2 separate regions of the Homo sapiens genome follow, and region 2 is linked to region 1. The links are chromatin contacts, found by Hi-C or POLR2A ChIA-PET in ENCODE. All regions are on one chromosome and are shown on one strand. Each heading gives the region's core, a stretch centred on a gene start or an enhancer-like site at or near the end of the contact. The rest is flanking DNA. Distances are from core to core; before and after follow the strand shown. Region 1 holds the start of LEUTX (leucine twenty homeobox). Region 2 has its middle 17 kb from the start of PSMC4.

Region 1 (4,555 bases), core at 1,386-3,885:
CCTCCAACACTGGGGATCACATTTCAACATGAGATTTGGAGGGGACAAATATGCAAACTGTATTAGTGCATAATGGGAGTTTTTACTATGGTTTAGAATATAAATAAGACCTCATCATCTAGTAAAACCTGATTCTCATGGTCATCTATTTTATAGGAAAGTTTCTATTTTCAGGATGCTCTTATTCCTCATGCAAATACATGGAAAAACAGAAGCCAACATGCTGCCCAATTATCGCACAGTGAAGACAAGTGATCGGGCACATGGGTTTCTCTTAGTGTCTCAGCATTTGTTTAGACACAAAGGGAGAACAAAAATTTACAGGACATTGAAGAAAAATTCTCAAACAGGAAGGGGACAGCAAGAAAGGGAGAGAGGGAGAGACAGAGAGAAAGAGAGAAAAAAGAAAGGGAAAGTGGAAGAGAAAAAGAAAGAAGAGGAGGAAAGCAGCAAATAACCACATTTTTTCTTAAGAAAAGAAATAAGGCTGGGCACGGTGGCTCATGCCTGTAATACTAGCACTTTGGGAGGCCAGGGAGGGTGAATCACTTGAGATCAGGAGTTCAAAACCAGCCTGGCCAACATGGTGAAACCCCATCTCTACTAAAAATATAAAACAATTAGAAAAAAATTACAAAAAAAAAGAAAATCTATAAATGTTAAAATTAATATGCTCGGATAAAAGATATTGCACTCATACATCAAGAAAGTCTTGAAAAGAAAGGAAAATCTGATAAGACAAATGTTCTTTGAAATCAGTAGCTAAAAAGAAACCCTTAGGCAATAATAGAAGAGTTGGAAGACAAAGCTATTCCAGGAAGTAGAAAAAGTATACAAAAGTGGACAAAAAGAGTGAAAAGGTCGGAAAAAAATAAGATCTCTGCTCAGGGATGTCCAGCACTAGCAATATTTATGTGACTAAAAATATCTCTGACTAAAAAATGTTTCAGAGAGTATCATGAAAGTATTTATTAAAAAAAATTCAAGATTTGAGAGATGAGGCACAGGGGTTTCCAGAATGAAGACATTCCACGATGAGCACAATAAATGAACAAAAGGATCGTTGTTGCAAAAATATCAGAATACCAGGAATATATAGAAATTTCCAGAAGCTTCTAAAGGGAAGTAGAATTTCCATCAAAGGAATGGTAATTAGAATTCTACTGGTCTTTAGAAAAGCAACACTGCACATTGATAAGTTATAGGAGGTAAAATCGAGGAAGGATGTGGCTTTGAGTTTAAAATCATCTACCAAGCTGAGAGGTCAATATGTAAAATCGACTAATTAGTATTTTTGTAAGTTTAGTATTAAACAATAGGAAAATGTATTAGAAGAGCCAGGTACAAGTTTTGATAAGTGAGCTTGTTGATGCATAATTTTTCTATTAGAATCAAATCATTTTAAGAAGTTAAAATAAAATGTAACTAAAATTACATTTATGTCCCCAGCCAAGAAATACACTTTTTTTGTTTTTGAGACAGAGTCTTGCTCTGTTGCCCAAGCTGGAGTACAGCGGTGCAATCTCAGATTGCTGCAACCTCTGCCTCCCAGGTTCAAGCAATTCTTGTGTCTCAGCCTCCCAAGTAGCTGGAACCACAGGCACATGCCACCATGCCTGGCTAATTTTTGTATTTTTAGTAGTGACAGGGTTTTGCCATGTTGTCCAGGCTGGTCTTGAACTCCTGGCCTCAAGAGATCCGCCTGCCTTGGCATCTGAAAGTGTTGGAATTACAGGTGTGAGCCACCATGCCCAGCCAGTAATATACTTCTAAACTACGTTTTACAAGTACAATTATAAAAGGAAAATGTTGATAAATATCACAATGACAACTTTTAGAATATTTGTACAACGGTACTCATAAGTAAATTGAAAAACACAAGCCAGGCTGGGAGAATATATTTGCAACACATATAAGAGATAAATTATTAGTGTCTAGAAGACAACAAAAATATTCTACTAAGCCTCAAGAAAAAAAACATACTAAAAACTGGGAAATGATATAAATATAAAAATTAGCATAGGGGAAAAACAGAATGGCCTTTAAAATAGAGTGAACAGATTCAATCACACGGGTTAGTAAAGAAATGGGAATTAAAGATCACATACTATTTTATACCCATCAATGGACTGACATTTAAAAAGTATGAAAGTTACCAGGCATTAAAAAGGATGTGAGTTCAAGACGACCTTAGGCAACAGAGTGAGATCCTGTCTCTACAAAAAATTTAAAAATTAGCGGGACATGGTGGCACACACTTATAAGTCCCAGCTACTCCTGAGGGTGAGGTGGGAGGATCACTAGGGCCTAGGAGCTCGAGGCCAGCCTGGGCAACATACCAAGACCCCATCTCTTTAAAAAAGAGATGTGGAGAAACAAATTCCTAAGTTACTAGAATCCCTTGCAAAGTGTTTTTCAAACAATCCTTGTTGGTATAACCCAGTGGTTTCTAAATTTACCCAGTGGTTTCTAAGAAGCCACCACAAGGTCCCACACCTCTCACTTGATTTGTCTGCAACCCAATCACTGAAACCCCAGCCTCTTGCCTTCGCCCAACTTACCAAACATGGTGTCCTCTAGAAATGAGTGGGTTCGATCAGCTGTGTGCTGCAGAGCTCCTGAGCTGAGTCTATGTGACTGCTGGGCTAAAAGACCCGCTTATTTAAGCAGAATTTTAATGTAATCATGTCCCCACCCTGTCCTACCCTAATACCACGCCCTCCAATAATCCATTCAATATCTGTTTATTTAGAACCTATTATATGCCTGATGCTGTGTAGGGCACTGGGAATAAAACTATGTTTAAAAAAAAAAAAAAAAAAAAAGACTGATCCTTGACTCCAGAGAGTGGAAGAAAACAAAAGAAAGTGGAGCGAACTGAAAATGGATAAAATGTTCAAAAATGTCACTTGGGATCAATGAGTAAATAAACAAGGCGCTGAGAGAAAAATAAGTTGGTAAGATGATTCAAACTGGAAGGTGAAGGAGGTGCCCTGTGCGTGGACGGCTTCCAGTGAGACCCGGAGTGCAGCAGGAGGCATCCTGCTAGGAGTTTGGGATGATGGGAGTTAAGCCCTTCACCCGCCCATCTCGGTTCAACCTCTTCCAGTTGAGACAGCAATGGATGACAGTGAAGAACTTGGCAGAGCCTAAACCATAGGGGATCTTGTATCTTCTCTTGAGTATGGATTTGGGGGCAGCTGGGGAGCCCATAACGAGTTTTCAGCAAGGAAACTTAAAATATAAATTGCATTAAAAGAATCATGCTTCTTTCTTTCCTCTGAGCATCCCTCTCTCTGTCCCTCTGTTACTCATTTACTCCACCTTTCAGGCACCTTATTAACTCATTTATTTATTCCTCCCCCTAACGTTCTTCTCCATGATGGGTCTTATTTGTGGGGTGAGTGTAATTCACTAGACAGATCTAGTCTCTATCCATGAGATATGGCCTCCCCACACTCAATGTGGACCCAAGCTTTCTGAAGCAGAGATGGGACTCTGGTCTTGGCCCATCTTATACTACCCCTCAACTCTGTCCTCTCCCGCAACCTCCACACCCCCACCAGGTTGGTTTGGAAAAGTCTTGGACTAGCGAAAGAACTCTGTCTCTGGGAACATTGCAGGTAGCCTGAAGGCCAAATGATTGAAGGACCCATCTGTATCTTTTTACGTTTTGTTTTAGGGTCTCACTCTGTTGCCCAGACTAGAGTGCAGTGGTGCCATCATAGCTCACTGCAGCCTTCAACTCCTGGGCTCAAGAGATCGTCCAGCCTTGGCCTGCCAAAGTGCTAGTGAGCCATTGCACCTGGCCCCATCTATGTCTTTTACAGGAATAAAATTCAGGAACACTTCTAACACAGTCAAGGGTAGAAACTCCCAAATCCTATCGGAAAGGATAAAGTGGGCCTCAAATTTTCCGTTTAAATGTTAGAATCAGTCCCTGGAGTTGCCCTATGACACTAATGAGGATGGAAAGAGAGTGATATATTCAAAGGGTATGACCTCCCCAATAGCAGGGAATTTTGCAGAACTTAACGTTAAAACACCCCTGACACTTCTTCATTTGTTTGCTTAATTATTTGAATGCCTGCTCTGCTAAGATTTGTTCCAGTGACTAGGAAATTGGGATTTACAAAAATAGAACTCACTGCCGCCTTCCCAAGTGCTGGCATTCTAGGGAGGGAAGCAGGAAATAAAAAAGGAAACAAGACAATACGCAGTTCTGATTATGATACTACTGGTGTTATGAATGCCACCAACAGCACTGATTCAGAGGATGTGCAGTAGTTTTAAGGTAAGGTAAGATGTCTCTGAGGAAGTATCATTTTCACTGAAGGAGAGGGAAGAGTGTTCTAAGCAAAGGGAACATCAAGTGCAAAGGCCCAGAGACATGAAAAACCTTTTCATGTCTGAGGTGCAGATAAGAGGCCACTGTAGTTGAGGTGTGTTGTGGGAGAGGAATATCGGGAAAAGCTCAAACTGGAAAGGCCAACCAAGGTCGGGGCAAGGTGAAGAAGTTTGAATTTTATTCCAAGTGAAGGACAAAGCCATTCAA
Region 2 (4,555 bases), core at 1,120-3,619, 170 kb before region 1:
TATTCCAGCCTGGACAACAAGAGTGAAACTCCGTCTCAAAAAAAAAAAAGTCAAGTAAAAAAAGTAAAATAAAGAACAGTGTGAGCTGGGCGCAGTGGCTCACTTCTGTGATCTCAATAGTTCGGGAGGCTGAGGTGGGAGGATCACCTGAGGTCGGGAGTTCAAGACCAGCCTGGCCAACATGGTGAAACCCGTCTCTACTAAAAAATACAAAAATTAGCCGGGCATGGTGGCACACACCTGTAATCCCAGATACTTGAGTGGCTGAAGCAGGAGAATCGCTTGAACTTGGGAGGTGGAGGTTAGTGAGGTGAGATCGTGACACTGCGCTCCAGCCTGGGCGGCCGAGTGAGACTTGGTCTCATAAAAACAAAACAAAACAAAACAAAAAGAAGAAAACACAATGTGTATGATATGCTATAATATGCTACCTTTTGCAAAAGAAGGAAAGGGAAATGCACAGACACGCACACTTGTATATGTATGTCTTTCCCTATATTTTCAAAGAGAAATGATGGAAAGTTGAATGAAAATCCCATAAAAATGGTTACTCACAGGAGAAGGGAGGAAATGTGGAGAGGACAGGGATGGCAGCTAAAGCTCTGTGAAGATAACTTATTGTCAAGTTTTGGCTCTGGAACTGTGCAAATGTTTTACAAAATTAAAAATATTAAAGGCAGTTCCTCCCCTAGTGCTCAAATTATAGTGTCTAAATTCAATTTGGGGCCAGGCACGTGGCTCACACTTATAATCCCAGCACTTTGAGAGTCCAAGTCAGGAGGATCACTTGAATCCAGGAGTTTGAGAGCAGCCTGGGTAACATAGGGAGACCTTGTCTCTACAAACAATTTAAAAATTAGCTGGGTGTAGTGATGCACGTCTGTAGTCTCAGCTACTTGGGAGGCTGAGGCAGGAGGATCACTTGAGCCCAGGAGGTCAAGGCTGCAGTGAGCCATGATCATGCCACTGTACTCCAGCCTCAGCAACAGAGCAGGACTTTGTCTCAAAATAAATAAATAAATACAATTTGGTAATCATAGGAATTGTGGCTCTTTTAGAAATGGATGATTGTGGTTCTGGGTAGGAAATGTACCATAAACCAAGACAGCTCCCACTGGTCTAAGGTTTGACCACTTCAAATGTTAAAAATCCATGCATTCATAAGGATATTACATACACACACACACACACACACACACACACACACACGCACACACACGTTTTGGTTACCTTTAGAGAGAATGTACTAAAACTGAAAATTGAAGCATTTAAGTTGCTTTTTCTGTATTAACTACAATTTAGGGTAACCAGAGAATTAATGAGGGGATGCTTCTTTGTATAATAGCATTGTAGTTAATAAATGAAGAGAAAATAATACATTAAAAATCCCCATTTTGCAAAGCCCTGGTGAAATAATGGAACTAGACAGGTTTCCAGATTTAGCCAATAAATGGCATGGGACATATTTATACTAAAAATTAATTGTCACCTGAAATTCAAATTGAACTGGAGGTCTTGTATCTTAGTTAGCAACTCTACATCAAGGTAATGATCAACAATGGATATTAATATCATTGAGACAGATGCAGAAAAATCATTTGATAAAGTTAAACATCTATTTATGATTAAACAATTAAAAGTAGAAGGAAACTTCTTTAATACAATAATGTATACTTTCAAAAATGCTACGGTAAGCATCATACTTAATAGCAAAATATTGAAAACAGGCTGGGTGTAGTGGCTGATGCGTGTAATCCCAGCACTTTGGGAGGCTGAGGGAGGTGGATCACTGGAGCCCAGGAGTTCGAGACCAGCCTGAGCAAAAACCCCATCTTTACAGAAAAATACAAAAATCAGCTGGGCGTGGTGGCATGTGCCTGTAGTCCCTACTACTTGGGAGGCTAAGATGGAAGGATCGCTTGAGCCCAGGAGGCAAAGGTTGCAGTGAGCTTAGATTGTGCCGCTGAACTCCAGCCTGCGTGACAGAGCGAGACTCCCTCTCAAACAACAACAAAAACCAATGGAAAGTATTTTCTTTGTGATCAGAAGCAAGACTAGGATGCCCCCATCATATCTTTTATTCAATTATCTATTGGAAAGCCTAAAGAAAAGTTATAAAGATGAGAATGGAAGGAATTAAACTAATTCATAAGCAATATGATTGTATGTGTAGAGAACCCAAAAGAACCTACAAATACATTATTCAAATAATAAATCATTTTATTTATTGACTCCTGGTTTTGTGACAGGCAAGCTGGCTGACTTCCTGTTTTGATGTGGTCCAGAGAAAAAGAAGAAAAGCCCCTTACTCAAGATGTAGCTTACCTAATCTCCAGCCAATCAGCATCAAAGGCCCAAGAAGCTAGTAACCACAAGTTCCTGCTTTAGGGGCCTAGGGACTTCCCCAGGGACCTGCAAGTACAGCTAGGCTTGTTTCAACTTTTCCTTATTTTAATGCTAAAAATCATGCCCAGAGGTGATTTAAAATGCTAATGTTATATACAATGTATGAAAAAGCGTGTTGAACCACTGTGCAGGCACCAAAGAAATCCCTCCTAAACATTCAATGACAGGCACGTCACAGCAGCTAGGCCCCTATAAGACAGATCAACCTGCTCCCTTTGGGGTGCAGCCCACCCTTTTCCTTTTGCAGTGCTGACCTTTCTTGTGCACAAGCTAAAATAAACATTCTCTTTTTCTTTCTTTTTTTTTTTTTTTTTGAGATGGAGTCTTGTTTTGTCGCCCAGGCTGGAGTGCAATGGCACAATCTCAGCTCACTGCAACTTCTGCCTTCCAGGTTCAAGCAATTCTCCTGCCTCAGCCTCCCAAGTAGCTGGGATTACAGGTGTGCACCACCACACCCAGCTGTTTTTTTTCGTATTTTTAGTAGAAATGGGTTTTCACCATGTTGCCCAGGCTGGTCTTGAACTCCTGGGCTCAAGCAATCCACCTGCCTCAGCCTCCCAAAGTGCTGGGATTACAGGGGTGAGCCACCACACCCAGCAATCTCACTTGATTTCTATCCTGGAAGACTACAAGAACCAAGGATGATTGTAACATCTCCTGGTACCCCAGATGGGACCCTCATTTTAGGTCCCCACAGGAGTTAGCAAGACTTCCTGGAGGACAGAGGCAACTGACCAGGTGGTAACAAAGGTGGCCACTCTGGACCATTGCTTTGGTGTTGGTGCTTTGGAGAGTCAAGTCTGGACCCTAGGTGAGTCTGCTCTTCTTCTTCTCTCTCTCTCTCTCTCTCTCTCTCTCTCTCTCACCAGATGCCCAGTAAATGGCATGGCCAGGATTATATCTGGCCATCTCCTCTGCGTATTTCTTACCCTTTCCAAGATTTGAAACTTTCACCAGGAGTACAATGAGTGAGGACTACTAGAACATCTTGTCAAGTCAAAGGAAATGTTAGACTAAACTTAATACATTAATCACTAAACCTATCTGGATTGTTCAAGAACCGGCCAAACCAATCCTTGCCTTGACTTATGTCTGACATTGATAAGGGCCTCTTTCTTTCTTTTGTCTCTCCTTCTCTCCCTTATTTTTGGAAATTTGGGTGGGAAGTTGGGGTGATTCCAGTTAGCCCTTCTGGGAAACTTGCGTAGGCAGTTGGAGTGATTCTGGCTGGCCCTTCTGAGATTGGTCTAGGGAACTGCCCCAGACATGTGTGGGCTAGGTACCAGCCGGCAATCTGGAATTCTCTTTTGTTTCAAATACTGAAACCACTCAGTATTTTCCCTGACCGTATTCTTCTTTGTGGAGCCTGGACGTTTATAATCTGTTTTGTCAGTTGTCTGAATGGAAATGCGTTCTTGTTTCTGGTCCTTGTTGCATGGGTGAAGCCACCCTCCAGGATTCTTGGAAGGAAGCCTTACTCATTAGGCCAGATGAAATTTTTCCTCTGTCTAGTACATCATCTCGTTTCTTGTTAGAGTCCATGTAAATAAATGTGGGTGTAGAGTAAGTTCTACTTGGAGCTGATGTAAAATCTACTACTTGCTAGACTTTGTGGGTTGAAGCTGGCAAATCCAAGAGCTAAAGGCTCTCAAGCCCCCTCGTTCTGCTCTCCTCCCTCTGTCCTCTTTGGCTTGCTTAGTTCTTGCCAGGGATTTGAAGGTCTGGGATGAGTCAGACCAGGATGTGTGCTGCAATTGTGAAGACTGTCAGAGTCAGAGGCTGCATCCCTCACCAGACCTCTTGATTACAGGACACCAGCTCTACCATGGGAAACACTACAGACGTCCCAAAAGATTCCCCCCCTTGGATGCATCCTCTGTAATTGGGATCAGTTTAAATGAGATATTACAAAGAAAAAGAAGCTCGTGTTTCTCTGTGATGTTGCTTGGCCTCAGTATCCCCTGGGGTACCAAGAGAAATGACCTGAGAATGGGGTCCTTCAGTTACAACATCATTTTCCAATTGGATATATACTGTAAAAAATTCTAATAAATAGCTTGAGATTCCATACATGCAGGCCTTCAGGAAATTATATCTGGATCTCAAACTCTAGGACTCCTGCCAGGTTTATATGGTACCTCTCAAGCAA

The links. Hi-C counts contacts between places; a loop is a spot of excess contacts on that map. ChIA-PET counts read pairs that join two places held with the same protein, here RNA polymerase II (POLR2A). Pooled maps may share reads with other maps.
Region 2: a loop to region 1 is called in a pooled map of heart left ventricle, with 2.0 times the contacts of the local background. The contact joins the enhancer-like site here to the promoter of LEUTX in region 1. A Hi-C loop is called at or near these places in 4 of 168 maps with a recorded cell type or tissue (G401, Panc1, gastrocnemius medialis and 1 more) and 1 of 50 pooled maps. POLR2A ChIA-PET finds 5 or more read pairs at or near these places in 3 of 52 experiments (AG04450, Panc1 and activated naive CD4-positive, alpha-beta T cell).

Annotation. Positions count from the first base shown.
Region 1 is chr19:39,776,934-39,781,488 of GRCh38, reverse strand. It overlaps LEUTX (leucine twenty homeobox), which reads right to left and starts at 2,635. Exons shown (of 3, transcript NM_001382345.1): 1 at 2,562-2,635. The coding sequence starts at 2,568.
Region 2 is chr19:39,951,450-39,956,004 of GRCh38, reverse strand. No RefSeq gene overlaps it. Among named protein-coding and RNA genes, the nearest start is that of PSMC4, 17 kb to the left of the region's middle. Within about 2 kb of position 2,369, at least 8 of the 41 ENCODE cell types and tissues checked have a DNase peak (open chromatin) inside an H3K27ac peak, as active enhancers do.